Linked DNA regions of Mus musculus: region 2 is linked to region 1. Evidence: chromatin loops called from intact Hi-C (ENCODE). Cell type or tissue: left cerebral cortex. All regions are shown on one strand.

Evidence for each region. A loop is a pair of places that touch in the nucleus more often than their neighbours do. Peaks named below come from ENCODE experiments on the same cell type or tissue, not always from the same donor. Only the 100,000 strongest peaks of a DNase experiment are listed, where the experiment ranks them.
Region 2: a loop joins it to region 1, with 2.1 times the contacts of the local background. A loop is called at or near these places in 6 of 42 quality-filtered maps.

What each region holds. Positions count from the first base shown.
Region 1 is chr16:25,372,216-25,380,215 of GRCm38, forward strand. The region is part of intron 4 of Tprg (transformation related protein 63 regulated); the gene reads left to right. Among named protein-coding and RNA genes, the nearest start is that of Tprg, 89 kb to the left of the region's middle. In left cerebral cortex, CTCF peaks have their summits at 2,757 and 4,659 (motif pointing left); DNase peaks (open chromatin) are centred at 2,792, 4,672 and 6,009.
Region 2 is chr16:25,671,085-25,679,084 of GRCm38, forward strand. It overlaps the pseudogene Gm20007. Among named protein-coding and RNA genes, the nearest start is that of Trp63, 8.7 kb to the right of the region's middle. In left cerebral cortex, no CTCF peak of the experiment used is centred here; DNase peaks (open chromatin) are centred at 3,086 and 3,505.

The DNA of each region.
Region 1 (8,000 bases):
AAAACAGTGCAGGCATTCCCTCTATACGCCTGCTCTGCCCACTTTTGGTCTTTCTTCATCAAGAGAAAAGATTTGCCATTGCTCATAACATGGGAGCTTAATATCATTTGAAAAAAATGTATGTTCATGTATGTATGTATGTATATAAATATAATATATAAGTATACATATGTAACATATATTTACACATATAATATACAGGTATACACATATATGTATAACATACATATATGTGTACATATACATGTATATATGTATACATATATACTTATAATACACATATATTATACATATATGTAAGTATACATAAGTACATACGTATATATGTATGTATGTATGTGGTGCACATATACAAGTAATATGTTCCACATGTATTAGCTTTCTTTTACTTTCTATTCAGTTTATTTTGCTTGTTTTCTTTTCTTGGATGATGATCATTTCTTTTTAACTATCTTGGAGATAGAATAAATACTAATGGGTAGCCAATCTTGAAAGCCACTGAGTCCTGGAGCAGAGAAGGCAGGTAAACAGGTCTGCTCTGTGAGGAGAGGGGTCTTAGTCATCCCCTTCATTGGGGGTCTACTCTGTGACTCTGAGAGTGGGAGTCAGGTTTCTGATGGTAACAGCAACAGCAACGTGATGGCTATCCCTAAGGCAATGGAGCACTATTGGTGAGAGATCGAGTATTTATTTCTTGATCAGAAAGTTACATATAAAATTGTCCCGATGAACTTGATCGAATGCCCCAATTCAGACCAAACAAGAAATGCATATAAAAGGTTCAAGGCACGATTTTAAAACCACTACATGGTCACATGAAGCACCAGTGGCTCTATCTGGAACATTTAATGATGAGAAGTGTGTTCTCACAAAAAGTAACTTATAAACAAGAAGACTAAGTGATAAGTATCTCCTGATCTTTATGGTTTATAAGTCAGGGATGGTGGGTCACTGTGGCCTGTAAAGCTCCAAACAATATGAACATTTTCCTAACTGGGATGCCAAGGCAGGTGGATCACTGTGGTTGGAGTCAAGCCTGGTCTACGTGACTTCAGTGCAGCCTGTTGTGCATTTTGTATGATAACTGCCATGTGTTTTTCTGGTGACCATCTCTTTCCTTTAATAGTAAATTAGAATTGTAAGCACCTAGGTCTCAGAATCAATGGTTAGTTATGGCAAGTTCGATGTGGCTATGCAAGAATTGGAAGACTAGTAGCCTTCGTAGGAAAGAAGAGATGAAATATATTGTCCCTGTCCTCAGTCTGCTTGAGATCTCATTGTGTTCTTACGTCTTATGAGACAGACATAACTTGACAGCGCATCTGTGAAAAACGGAAGAGAGAAGCTGCGGGAAGATCAGGCGATCTTGTTTTAGAGCTGGGAAGTTTACAGATAAACATATTTTGACCTGGAAGAGGGATGTGGCTCCTAGACTGAGGAGAAAAATTTGCCAAACAGATAAGAAGATGCAAATGTGCAACAAGTTGCTTAGGAACCACCACAGGGTCTCCTGGGTAACTGGAGTATACACAGAGAGGATAGACAGAGGTGCTCATACCCACGGCCTGCGCTGACAGTCAGGACAGAGTGTTTCATTTATTTTGTTTGGCTAATTTGAGTCAACTATTTTAAAGCCTGGAGGCTTTGCACACCTTTTTGTTCTACCATGTACAGCACAGCATCTTGTGTGACAAGCACGTAGCTCCGTGCTCAGTGCATGTTAAGTGCGTAATTGGAACTGGGTGGTATGTGTGATGGATTAGACCACTGAGAAAAGTACCACCAGGTCTTTGAACAAGTCCAGGTGAGAAGGATTGACAGGAGAGTTATACATAAAATTCTGAGTTCTCACCCTCTTAAAGGCACAAGATCACTCAAGAGTTGCTTGAAAGGGTGTAGAGTCTGAATCAGAATTGCCATGGGGTTTAGAGACCTACCATCCTCAGAAAAGGTCAAGCTGTATCACAAGTTGTGATGACAGGCAACAGGGGATTTTGTCACGCACACCCTGACTTTGCCTCTGGGCATCAGTGCCAAGAATGCCCTGGACTTGATCTTGATCCTGGGTGTGGCCCTGTCCACTCACTCATAATGACCAGGGAGGCGTGTTGACAAGCATGGGTGGATGCTGTAGGATCTCGGAGCTATTTCTTGGCAAGCTTTTGTGGGGAGGCGTTCCCCAAATGCCACAATCCTGTTATTTTTGAGCAGTGGACTAAACCCAGGTGCCTGATTGGACAAGACCACTCCCAATTTCTTCCAGATAAATATTTGGTTGCCAAGAAGTTATATTTAAATGAGAAATACCTCCTTAGGAAGTTGCTGCCTAGGGATTCCGGTACACATCAGGATGGATCTCACCCCTCCCGAGGAATGCCTGAGCAGACCCTAAATTTACTTGGCACTCACTGTATAATGCGAGGACACCTGCTTTGCGTTGTGTCAAAGTCTGTTCCTCTGGATAACAAGGAAATATTAGAGATGAAGCTTTTCTTCTGAAAGTGCTGTTAGCCTCCAGTATCAGGGCAATGGTGTCAGGACAGACAGGAGCCTGAAGCACAATTAGAGCAGCCACTAAAGACTTGGGGGCTCAAAGGAGAAAGTGGTTTTCTGCAGAGCTGGCTCTTTTCTAGCAATCTGTCCTAGAGTCTAGAATCTTGGGTTCTTGTTCTCTTGAGTTGCTCTCGCTTGCTGTCAATCTTTAATGTTACATTAAAATGCAGCATATCTGAAGTCCATGTAGTTACCCCGGCAGCTGCTGGGTGGCAGCAGACGTGCTCCAGCAGTGGTTAAGGAAAGTGCAGAAGGGCAGAGCTGCAAGATTCTCTGCACACTTACCTCTGTCCTGGTGGGACACACACACACACACACACACACACACACACACACACACATTCATGCATGCATGCACGCACGCAGGCACAGGGCAGAGACAAATGATAGCTAATTTTGAATTTTATAAAGAAATTGAGGACACTTGTTATGAAACAACCATCTAAACAGTAAATACTGGGACATCTTGAGTCTCTTTGTTGCTAGGCTGTGTAGGGTGTTTCCCACTACACTTACAGTTCTGTAAAGAGATGGGTTGTTTTCTTTACACATGAGTTCTCTGAGTTGCATCAAAGGAGAGGCACAGCCTTAGGCTCTAGGGTACAGAGTTGAAATGGCCCTGTTATGTTGAGGCTGTGCATCTTTCAGAACTGCTGATTCCTGGCTCCATTTAGGGTGATGGCTGCTGCAGCCGCAGCTGTACCCATAATGGTATATAACTGAAGCTCGTCCACATGCACATAAAACATAGTGGCCATCTTGCTCCTTCACTGAGGTCCCTCAGTTGTTATAAGCTGTTACAGGAATCTAGCAGAAAGGAACTGACTCTCCTGGCCATTGTGCTTGCATTTAGTTTGTTTGTTTGTTTTTTGCCATTTTTATTAGATCTTTGAGAATTTCACAAAACATATTCATCTCCCTCCCCCGACTCCTCCCAGACCTTTCCCACTCACCTAACTTTGTTTCCTCTTCATTAATTTAAACCCATCAAGTCCAATTTGCATTGCCATGTAGTCCTGGAAATGTGACTTTCCAGGGGACTGTGGTTGACCCACCAGGGGTTACAGCCTCAAAGAAAACTGTTTCATTACTTCTCTACATTATTGACCTATAAATCCTTTTCTCCCAATCATAATATTTGTGTCAGAAAAATTCTGGAGATAGAGGGACCCATAGAGACTATATAAGACCCAGAAGGGCAAAGCAACTTAGGTAAAATTACAGTTACAGAGACATAAACAACTGTGGGGCCCTGACTACTCAGGAAAACTCAGGCTTGGATCACAAAGCAAAGTGGCTTCACATACTGACTCTTATTTCTTGTCAGCCAATTCTCATCAGTAAAGACGGAAATTAATAACAGCATTTCAGGGATGTTGGTCAGTGTAAGCAGGTACTCTATTGGAAAGCCTAGTGGTTTGCTCATATGCAGTCTCTTGAATTTGGTTTGGACTCTTGGTGAGATCATGTGTTTTACAGTTTACAGCACAGTTAACCCTCCCCACCTGGTACAAGAGTACAACTCAGCCCTTGGTGGGAAAACAGTGCAAACAGTCCCTTCAGAATGTCTTCACGTCATAGGCTAACCAAGTTATAGCATGCTTTTCCCATATGTAGTTTAAGCATCTATTATTATGTTTGGGATATGCTTTGGCTTGTATTGCCAAACCTGTATAATTAAGTGTTATATTATAGTGGGCTCCACAGCATTGGGCAACGAAATGAATTCTGGCCTTGTAATCAGCTGAATTTTGTGCCAACTCTACAAGGCACTAGCTCTGTGATTGTACACGAATTTCCTTTCGAATCCATAAAGTGACAGTTCAAAAAAAAGAAAAAGGGGATATGACCGATTTTCAGATCTCATTTGCGGGGATTTTCTTCTGGGAATGCATCGGAGACTCCTACTGTCTGTGTAAGGTTTCATGTTGACTGCTGAGATCACTCTTCTAATCAAATCCGCTCAATCGTGGATGATTAAGATGATTTCCCAACCGCAGACCTCTCCTGCTCAAAGTTCTCTCTTTAAATTTACTGCCAGAGCTCAGTGGAGTTCAGTAGCCAGCTCAGATGCTGACAGACCTGGGAGACAGTACCGCCTCCTACAGGAAGGTGGCGCGAGAGACTCTTCTCATAGATCAACCAGGAGGCTAATGGCCTGGAATGGAATACTCACAGAATCAGTAAACTGGTGACCATTCAAAGCAGACTTCCCTTTTCGGGCATCCGGACTGTTAGTTGTCCAGCCTCAGAGGACTTCTGGTAAAACAGAATTGACTTGGGGAAGACTTTGCTTGTCATGATTTTCCCTGAGTGAAGTGGAAGTCAGCTTCTCTAAGAGTCGCCCTCCTCCCCCTTCTCTTCCTTATCTCCATGGAGTTAGGAGTCAGCCCATTAATTCAGTATCTATTCAGTTCTTGCAGTGTGCCAAGCATGCCAGAGCTGAGCTCTGGGGAGCAATGTGTGAAGTATTCGTTTTTCCGGGGCAAACGGTGAGATTGGAGAAGTATTAAGTATACGGCGTGTGGCAAATGCTGATACTTGTGACCCAGGTGGCACAGAAGGAGTGAAGGGGGCTCACTCAGAGGAGGCTACAGGAAGGATTCTCCAAAGATCCAGAATTTGAAAAATGTTCACTCTCTCCTTCATTTCAGTCCTCCTTGAGCTGATTATCCTGGTAGACAGTGACAAAGAGCACATTCTGGGGGGGGGGGGGGGGGGTCACACGAAGACTGGGGACACGAGTTCTCAACCCAGGCTTATTACTATTGTCCCTGCACAAAGATGGATGGAGGAGACGATCGGAATAGGTTGTTCAGTCCTTGCTGTCTAATTGGTCTCCGTCTCTCTTTCTTTTCCCCACTGATTAGCCTAGAAAAAAAAATCGCTATCTTTCCTAAGTGTTGGCTTTCTTAAAGTTCAGTGTACCCCATCTTCCATGACATAGACCTTTATTGGGGGGCCCTTAGCTTGTGGTTGAAATGTTCACAGTTCTTAACTGGAAAACACTGTTGAGAAAAGCCACAAAAATTGTGAACGTGCCCAGGCATATTGGAAGCTGCCCCCAAGGTCTTTCCATTGACCAGCACAAAGACTATGACGAAGGTGCTGTCTGCCCACTCCTATGTGGAAATCGTGTTGTGTTTGTCTAGAAGCCAGAAGGAAAAAAAATATATGTTGAAAATGGCCTGATGACAGCCTATTTTGAGATACAGATGCCTTGCTACTTCAAATCCTTTCTTGCAAAAATTCTTATAGTTGAAAGGTTTTCATTGGTCTGAAGTCCAAGGAAATGAGCGTCCTTCCTTATCTAATTTAGCTAGACTGACAGTTTGCCTGTAGCTATTGGGAAACAGAGGGCTACTCACAGCCATTGGAGTGAAACCTCTGGGATATGGGATACAGTTCCTAAGTTTGGCCACAGAAATGATTTTTTTCTTTAAAAATGCCCCAGAATGTAATTATATGTCTTTAAACTGGATGCATTTCCAGATCAACATCACTGTGGACTTGGGGTGGGCAGTTCTATATTTATAGAAGTTAAGCTTTGTGAGACTGATCTTTTTTTATTTTTTAGAGGTTCTCATGTGTAAAATATAGAAGGTGTTCTTCATTGAGGCATGGAACCTGATAGTATCACGCAGACTTCACCAGGCCCAAGGTGTTGAGGGTGTCTCAACCGGCTGTCCACTCAGGAAAATACTTAAATGAACTTAAAATAAAAAAAGAAAAGATCTATTTTTAGCTCAGTTTTTATAGTTTATGTCATCTCTTGGTCATGTCTTGAGGCCTGAGATGAGGCAGCCATGGCTGAAGTGTTTGATGAAGAAGTCTGCTCAGGTCATGGTCACCAGAAAGCAAAAAGAGGAGAGGCAAAGTTCAAGGTGGTGTCCCTGTAATCTAACTCCACCTTATTGGGTCCATCTCCAGAAAGTTCTAGTATGTCCAAGAACTGCTATAGGCTGTGGCCAAGCTTTTACCACATGGCCCTCCTGAGAACACTTAGCATCCATACCATAAGACAGGGCACAGAGTTTCTAGAATATTTTTGCTTAGCTTTGATCACTATTTTAATTTCTTCTTTGAAGAAAGAATACTATATTTTCTCAAGAATATAACTGGAAAATTTAGTGAATAGTGTATGTTGGAAACTGAAGTCATAGTTGACTCTTACAGTCATAGCCCATAAGTAGGTAATTTATCAAATATGTGCTAGGATGAAGGTGTTGTATGTGTGTATGTATGTCTTTTTATTACCCCAAGAAGAAAAGAACAGAAGGCCTGTGGGGAGATTCTGGGCCTTTTCCTTATTGGCTGTACTCCTCCGAATCAGCCTTGTTCTTGACAGCTTGACTAAGACATGAGGCAGCATGCATAGAAATACTATGCGAAGCCAAGTTCAAACACGTTCTTAAAAAAAAAAAAAAAAAAAAAAAAAAAGCATGCACAGCACGTGAATACATCTAAGTCGCTACTTCAGCTATTGAAGTGCTGTGGACCTAAGTGATACAGCCTTTGCTACTAATGATGCCTGGGGTAATAGCAGAGATAACTCAGGGATGTGGAAAAGTATGCTGTGAGGTACAAAGTGATTGTGGCAGTTGAGCTGAGTCCATACGCTGGCAACAATTAGCTATGATATACCCAAGAAACAGGAAGGAAACAAACAGACTATGGCATGGCCTTGGAGACTGGGTACAAATAGGTGATTGGAATTTGATGAACTTGGTTAGTAGAACAGGCTTCATTACCTGAAACATGGGGTGAGACTAAATCCACGCGGTGAGAGAGGGTAGAGCATCTCGGGAAATGGTGAGCTGATGGTGTTTTTTATGATGGATGCTCACTGCCCTCCCTCCCTCCCTCCCTCCCTCCCTCCCTCCCTCCCTCCCTCCCTTCCTTCCTTCCTTCCTTCCTTCCTTCCTTCCCCCATCTCCCCTTTGTGAGAAACATAATTACGTTGGTAGTTATGAGAGTTGGAGTGCCTTTTATTTAGGTAATGGTAGATAGTCTTGGAAATCTTCCTAGAGGAAGTAAGTTTTAGATATTGGAGAAGGACTTTCAAGTGGAGGGAAAGATAAATGCTGTTCCAATAAAGACTGCTGAACTCATTTGTGGAACTGATAAGATATGAATACTAGGAGGAATATTTGTGTGGAAAATAGCATAGCGGAGAGTCAGGGAGAGTGGGAGAGTTGGGAAGCCACCACGTTAGAAAGGTACTCAGGACTGAGTGTCTGACATATTAATAGAAATAGCACAGTAGTAGACTGGTGGCCTTATGGGAGAGGCATACCCCAGATCTTGACTTCATGCTGGAAGTGGAAGTAAGAATGAGAATTTCAGAAGAGGAAAAGGCACAAAAAATGTTAAAATAAATTAGACTGAAATTCTGGGATGGAAGCAAAATGCTTCTGGGAGAGATGTATATGTCAGGATAAACTGGA
Region 2 (8,000 bases), 300 kb after region 1:
CATTGTTTTACAATGTCAAGCTAAAAATGCCTCCTATAGAATTTTTTTTCTAGAGACCAATAGATTATATGTATGGAACATGAGCTCTGGCCAAAAATGAATCAAGGAATTGGGTGTTTATATTTATTAAAAAATGCTCAGTCTCACACAGTCCACTCTCTTCTGTCTGGCTTTACATGTTAAGATGCACTCTTTGTTGATAGCCATGTCCTTAAAAATGACATGTCTTGACTGGACATTTCTCCAACCCCTGGTGGATCAAACCAATTAGCTGTTCCTCTCACTTTTCTTGCTTGTCATTATTATATTTACAGCTTTCTGCTATCTGGCAAGCAAAGACCACCATTTGATCCTTACTGTTTGAGAGTAGAAGGGTGCCACTCCCATAGATAGATAGGAAGAAGCCTATCTCTGTCCCTGTCTCATATTATTGGGCCTGACCTAAAGGAAAGAGGTAATATTGAAAGTCTTAGTGATACTGCAGCCCTACCTTCCACATTCCTGATGGTTTTAATGACCCACCTTCTGACCTCCTTCCTACGCTCATTGGATCTCTTGACTTCACAGATCAATTTTGGCATGTTCGGTTCACCTGGTTTCTTTATTCCCCCTTTTCTATCTTCTAGTAAAACTCATGAAATACAGCTTTACTCCAAATTGGTCATTATCTCCTTTAGACTTCTATTGGTCAGCTACCTGAACAGTTGACTTGTCCTGCACATGGCAGTCCTTAGCAGGGTGTTTAAATCCATGAGAAAATGCATCCATGTCAGTGATTTGTTTATTTCTTATTTTTCTGCCCCTTCAATGAAGTACCCTCAGTATGCAACTTTGGGGATTTTTTTTTATCTTCAGCTGGAACATACTACTAAATACCAGCAACTCTTTAGGTTGCTTTGCCTCCCTTTATTATGACTGAAACCTCTCCCTCTCCCTCTCCCTCTCCCTCTCCCTCTCCCTCTCCCTCTCCCTCTCCCTCTCCCTCTCCCTCTCCCTCTCCCTCTCCCTCTCCCTCTCCCTCTCCCTCTCCCCCTCCCCCTCCCCCTCCCCCTCCCCCCCCTCCCCGTCCCCGTCCCCCTCCCTCTCCCTCTCCCTCTCTCTTTCCCCTTTCTCTCCCTCTTCCCCCTTTTGGAAGTTAACCTTAGGTAGGAGGCTGGGACCCAAAGAGAAAACAAAGGCAGTCATAATATGGAGTACCCATTGCTTTATGCAAAGATACTTCTTTTTTTAAAATTTTTTATTAGGTATTTTCCTCGTTTACATTTCCAATGCTATGGCATCCTTCAGCCCGAGAAAGTCTTAGCATCAACAAGGGTAGAGTGATCCTCCTTAACAATCTCTGCGAGGTAGGAGATTCTGAACAGACAAGTATCATTGGAATCTACTCACCATCCCTCCCTTTATTTCAGAGTAACAGGTGTTTCCAGCCAATCTGCACTGAACTCAAATGTCTCTGTGACTTTAACCACTAGGTTCTCACGCTGCAGCTTTGTTTTGTTTGGTTTTGTAAAGAGGCTCTTGAATCTTCATAAGTGATGAAGACTCTTGGGTGTCACTATAGCTTAGTAATAATCATACAACCTTGTTTTACTTGTGTCTGAGCTTAGAACTTATGAGAGTCTACCTCTTCAATAAATGTCTTCCCAGGCCAATGTCAGTGAAATATATAGCAATTATGCTCCCCGCTTCATCTAGATCTACATTCTATCTATATTCCGTATACCTCAAGAAATATCCTACATATTTTTTGAAACAGATACTTACCATGTAGCCCTTGCTGGCTTGGAATTTTCAGAGAGTCAGGAGACCAGCATGATTGGACGTTGGTGGTGGGTGATCCATCTTCTTCAAACACAAGCTCATGGACTTAGACTACTACAACCACTTGAATGTCTTCACCTGAAAAGATGAAAAAGAATTTAGAAGCCTTACTGCTTAGCTTAAAGATCAAAATATCAGACACTGCAAGACTGAAGAAAGAGGTAACTTGAGAAACAACCACAGCAGTGACTGGCCCAAGTTCTTCTAATCTCAGAGATGTTAATTGTCTTTTCAAGATTCAGGATGAGCAAGAAGCAATTGCCTGCCTTCTTATTTTAGCTGTTAGATTTGAATATGGAGATAATGCTGGAAAACACAAGAAGTTAGTACCTGATAACAGAAGAAATACTAAAAATACAGGAAAAGGTACATAGCCATTGATCAACCAGGGTGGAAATAATCTGGATTTTACATCTGGTGCAATGGTTCTGGTTAACCTCTTTTAGATTTAGTATTGTAATGATTACTTAGTAATGCTTAAGAAAATTCACAAGTTGGTTCAAGAAGCAGTTGCTAAGGTAAGTTGAACAAGAGAGGAATTACCTGTTGCTTTAGACAATCATATTCTTGGCTTTGACATGGGGAGTGCAATTCTTAATGAACCTGTTCAAGTTCTGTGGTTTCTGCATATGGAAGAGCTCAGAGAGCTACAAACAAAATGTAATGAAGCCATAATAGTCATCAGATAATTGTTGTTGATCCAAAGACCACAGACTGGAGGAAGTTGAAAGATAAACAAATCAGGGTTTCAGTTTCTAACCTGGTTAGCATGATGGGAACAGTGCATCCTGGCATGTGTTTGGAAATCAAATATCACATTTTAAGGAAGGAATACGAGGAGATGTTCTAGAGACTTACCACCACTACTTATTCCCCCTTTAATAAAATGTGGAAAAAGCAAAAAGCATAAAATATAAAACAAACAAAACAAAACACAAACAGAACAAACAAGCAAACAAACAAAGAAGAAATTAGCAGTTATTCCTGTAAAAAAGACCCAGTAAGGAGTCATTGCATGGGCTATCCCTGTAAGGATTCCGAGAATCATTTCCATCCCACATAAGTGTTTTATCAGTCCTTCCACCTTCGTGTGTTTGAACAGTGTGCACAGCCCAATTTCAAAATCAGCAGAGTTAACATTCTTGACTCTCAGCCCAAATGTGGGTGCACACCATGAGCTCATGCCTTCTTTTGGAGGCTGGTATTTGTGGGGCTTAGGGTGTTGTAGGATCTGTGGATCAGAAAAAGACATGTGCTAGCCCCATTTATGAGGACTCTAAGATGTAAAATGTATGTGGAAGCATTTGGAACCCTGCCAGGGGTATGGCAGTGTGGTGGTGATGTTAGCGAAGCAGCTGTACTTTGAGTTCAGATTCCGGTTCCATTACTATCTGGAGAAACAGAATAATTAGCGCACACTCCCCAGCTTCCCCCCTCCCACACACACACACTTTTCAAATGGTGAAAGTATCACCAGTGGTTCTTAGCATTCCCTTAAAATAGACAGTGAACATAAAGTATTTAGTAAAATACACTGGGTTTGTTTACCTTTATGTTGCAAGTATAGAAGGACAGTGTATACTATCAAGAATATTTTTCATGAGCATGTAAGTAATACTGTTTTCCAGAGTGGATGGTCTCGAGTCTGGGTCGATTATAGGCAAGGATGACTAGTGATGATTAGAGGATATGATTTTGAGACTGATTCCTACTCTGATTCTTGGTTTTCTCAAGTGACACGGAGTTCATGTTCCCACTTGTCTCTGCTTCAACTTCGCTAAAACATCACAAGGCTGAAATAAGCCCACATCCTAGAGGGTGTCCTAGAAAATGTAAACTACCATAGAAAGTTTTATCATTTTAAAATTATTCTACTTTCTGGAGATTTTTTTTTTGTCTCCTTATGTTACTTTTCTCTAAATTCCTTTAAACTTTGAATACAAGTAATTTTTAAAAATAGGAATTTAGAAATGTTTCTTGTCCTTTGTTTATTTTTATTTATTTATTTTATTTACTTATATTCAAAATGTTTCTCTGCACCCCAGTCCCCACTGCCAACCTTCTTTTTTTTAACTTTTTAAGAACTTTTTTATTAGATATTTTCTTTATTTACATTTGAAATGCTATTCCTTTCCTAGTTCCCCCCCCCCTGAAAATCCCCTATCCTCTCCCCCCTCCCCCTGCTCCTCAACCCACGCACTCCTGCTTCCTGTCCCAGGCATTCCCCTATACTGGGGCATAGAACCTTCACAGGACCAAGGACTTCTCCTCCCATTGATGATGGACTAGGCCATCCTCAGCTACATATGCAGCTAGAGCCATGAGTCTCTCCTTGTGTTTTCTTTGATTGGTGGTTTAGTCCCAGGGAGCTTTGGGGTTACTGGTTAGTTCATATGTTGTTCCTACTAGGGGGCTGCAAATACTCCCAACCTTCTTATCCCATCCTCCTCCCCTTTGCTTCTGAGAGGCTGCCCTTCCCTGCCCCCATCTGTCTTCTTTAGGCCATCAAGTCTCTATAGGATTAGGTAAATTCTCTCCCACTGGGGCCAGTCTGCTATGTATGTGGAGGGGAGGTGGCTCTAAGACCAGCCCCTGCATGCTCTTTTGTTCCTGTATTAGTCTCTGGAAGTTCCCCAGAGTCCAGTTTAATTGACATTGTTAGTCTTCCTGTGGGGTTGGCATCCCCTTCAGCTCCTTCAATCCTTCCCCTGACTCTTCCATAGGGCGTCCCAATCTTAGTTCAATGGCTGGCTGTAAGTATGTATATCTGTCTCAGTCAGCTGCTGGTGAAGCTTCTCAGAGGACAGCCATGCTAGGCTCCTGTCTGTAAGCACAACATAGTATCAGTAACAGTGTCAGGGTTTGGTGCCCACCTGTGGGATAGGTCCCAAGTTAGCCTGGTCACTGGTGGGCCATTGCTTCAGTCTCTGCTCCATTTTTGTCCTTGCACTTCTTTTACACAGAAGCAATTCTGGGTCAAAAAATTTCAAGGTAAGTTGGTGTCCCCATTCCTCTACTGGGGGTCCTGTCTAAGTGCTGGAGGTGAGCTATTCAGGCTCCATTTCTGCACTGTTGGGCATTGAGACTAAGGTCACCCACGTTGAGTTCTGGGAGCCTCTCACATCCCAGGCCTCTAGGACTTTCGAGAGGTTCCCCTGACCTCCAAACCCTAACCCTGGCAGCTTCATGTTTCCATTCATCCTGAAGCTCTGGCCTTCTCACCTGTCTGCCCCATATCTGATCCTGCCCCATATCTGATCTGCCCATATCTCACCTGTCTGCCCCATATCTGATCCTGCCCCCCTTTCTCCTGCCCCTCTCCTCTCCCACTCGCATCCTTCCCTTGATTATTTCCCCCCTTTTAAGTGGGATTGAAACATCCTTATATGAGCTTTCCTTCTTGTTTAACTTCTTATGGTTTGTGGGTTGTATCCTGGTTATTCTGTACTTTTTGGCTAATATCCACTTATCAGTGAGTACATACCATGCATGCCCTTTTGGGTCTGGGTTACCTTACTCGGGATGACACTTTCTAACTCCATCCATTTGCCTACCGAATTCAGGATGTCCTCATTTTTAATACCTAAATAGTATTCCATCATGTAAATGAACCACATTTACTGTATCCATTTTTCAGTTGAGGGCCATCAAGGTAGCTTCCAGTTTCTGGCTATTATAAATAAGGCTCCTATGAACATAGTGGAGCACACATCCTTGTGGTAGGTAAACTATATTTTGAGTATATATATGTCCAGGAGCGGTATGGCAAGGTCTTCATGTAGAACTATTTCCAATTTTGTGAGGAACCACTAGATTGATTTCCAGAGTGATCATAGCAGTTTACAATCCCACCAGCAAAGGAGAAGTGTTCTTTCTCTACATCCTCGCCAGCATGTGTTGTCACTAGAGTTTTATTTCATATTTTAGCCATTCTGATTGGTGTAAGGTGTAATTTCTGGGTTGTTTTGATTTACACTTTCCTGATAACTAAGCATGTTTGAGATTCCTCTGTTGAGAATTCTGTTTATCTGTGTATCTCATTTTATAATTGGGTTGTTTGGTTCACTGGAATCTAACTTCTTGAGTTCTTTATATATTTTGGATACTAGCCTTCTATCAGATGCAAGGCTAGTGAAGATCTTTTTTCCAATCTGTACATTGATGTTTGGTCCTACTGACTATGTCCTTTGCCTTCCAGAAGTTTTCCAGTTTCAAGAGGTCCTGTTTATCAATTTTTTTTTTATCTTAGAACCTCAGTTGTTGATGTTCTGTTCAAGACTTGTCCTTTTTTGACAGTTGTCTCTATAGATACATACTGTTTTTCAGGACTCCATATACTAGAGACATAATATTGCCACAGGCTTTGTAATACTCAGATCTTAGCTCATACCTATCTTTCTTCTGGGCAGAAATCCTAGCCTTTATGAGTCCACCCAAGAACAATCCTGAAGCATCAGGTACAAATGAATGTCTATCTGGCGTGAGGACTTGCTCCAGTGGTCTCTTGCTCTCACAAAGACAATGAACAATTCTGCATTCTCTTCCTACCAACAGCGGAGCTTCATGGATGCTAGCAAACACCTTCTTACCTCATAAGTACTAATCAGGCACCGTTTGCCCCAGACCAAAATTCCAGCAGGCAAATTGGCCATCATTCACTCAGAGGGCTGTGCCATAGCTATTTCTCCTTATTCACTCACTTTTAATGACTTATTGATTTTTAATTCATGTGCATTCCTATTTTGCCTACATGTATGTGTGTATGTGGGCACTGGATCCCTTAGAACTGGAGCTACAGACAATTGTGAGCTATCATATGGATGCTAGAACTGAATCTTCCGGAAGAGCACCCAAGTGATCTTAATCACTTCACTGAGCCATTTCTGTCTGGCCCTTTTCAGTTTTTCTTTTTCTTTCATGAACATCTATTAGAAAATACATTGCAAGGGAGATATAACACAAGTGCAGTGACAAAGACAGGAGCACTACAACATGTGGATAGTTTATATGTAAATGGGCCATGGAGGACACCAACGTATAAAGGTATTCCATTCCATTCCTTTGACTACAAAGCTTAAGCTCTATAAAGGGAAAGAAAGTCATTCTCCAGTGCTCTGGGAAGTACAAGGGTTAGAGACAAGGGTTGGCTCTTAGTGATCTGGCTGCTCTTAGCAGCTCCCAGCACACTGATGCACACATAAAGGAGACCCTCAAGAAATATTTATCCTGGTGGTATGAACTGGCTGTTAAATAGATGAGCACCCAATCTGAGGGAGGCACATAAGAACCCCACTGAAATTCATGTCATATCATGACATCATCCATGGTTAGTGATATACAGTGAGCAAACTGATAAGCATGTTAGACACAGAAACTAGAAGTTCAGATCCTTACAGTAGGAATGATACTTTCAAAGTCTTTTCAGCAGATTCTGTGTATGTGTACTTGTATATGTGTGTATACATGTGTGCACATGTGTGTGGAGGCTCAGGTGGCACTTCTCAGGTACTGTCTACTCCCCACCCCACTCCCCTTTTTAGAGTGGATCTCTAGCCTGGAGCTCACCCAGTAAACTAGGCTGGCTACCAGTGAGTCCTACAAATCATCTTGTCCCCAGATCCTTAGCATTGGGGTTACAAATGTCTACATTCATGCTCAAATCTGGGTTCTGAAGACCAAACTCAGGACTTCATAACTGCTAAGCAAACAGTTCACTACCTGACTGAGACATCCCCATATCCTGCAGGCAGGTTTGCCTAACCTAGCACATGTTATATTTAGCAAAAGCCTAATATATTACTTTGATACAAAATCTTGTAAAAACCCACTCAGTAGATCACAAATTCAAGACACATACAGACATGCATGTTGAATATTTCAGAAGAAATACTCTCTGATTTTCTTTTATGTTTCTTACCTATGCTGCTTATGTGGACTATTGATTTAAGCACTTACCTATGCATATTTTTAATTTTTCAAATACTACATACAAAATTATATAGACTGTTTACTGCCTTAATTGTTTTTCCATGTACAGTTCAGTCAAGCTAAATATAGATACAGTATCATATAACCAATCACAAGATTTTCATCTTGCAAAACTGAAACCTAATACATGTTAAACAACCACTTCCAACCCCCGCCCCCCCCCCCCCCCAGATTCTGGTAGCACCATAAAT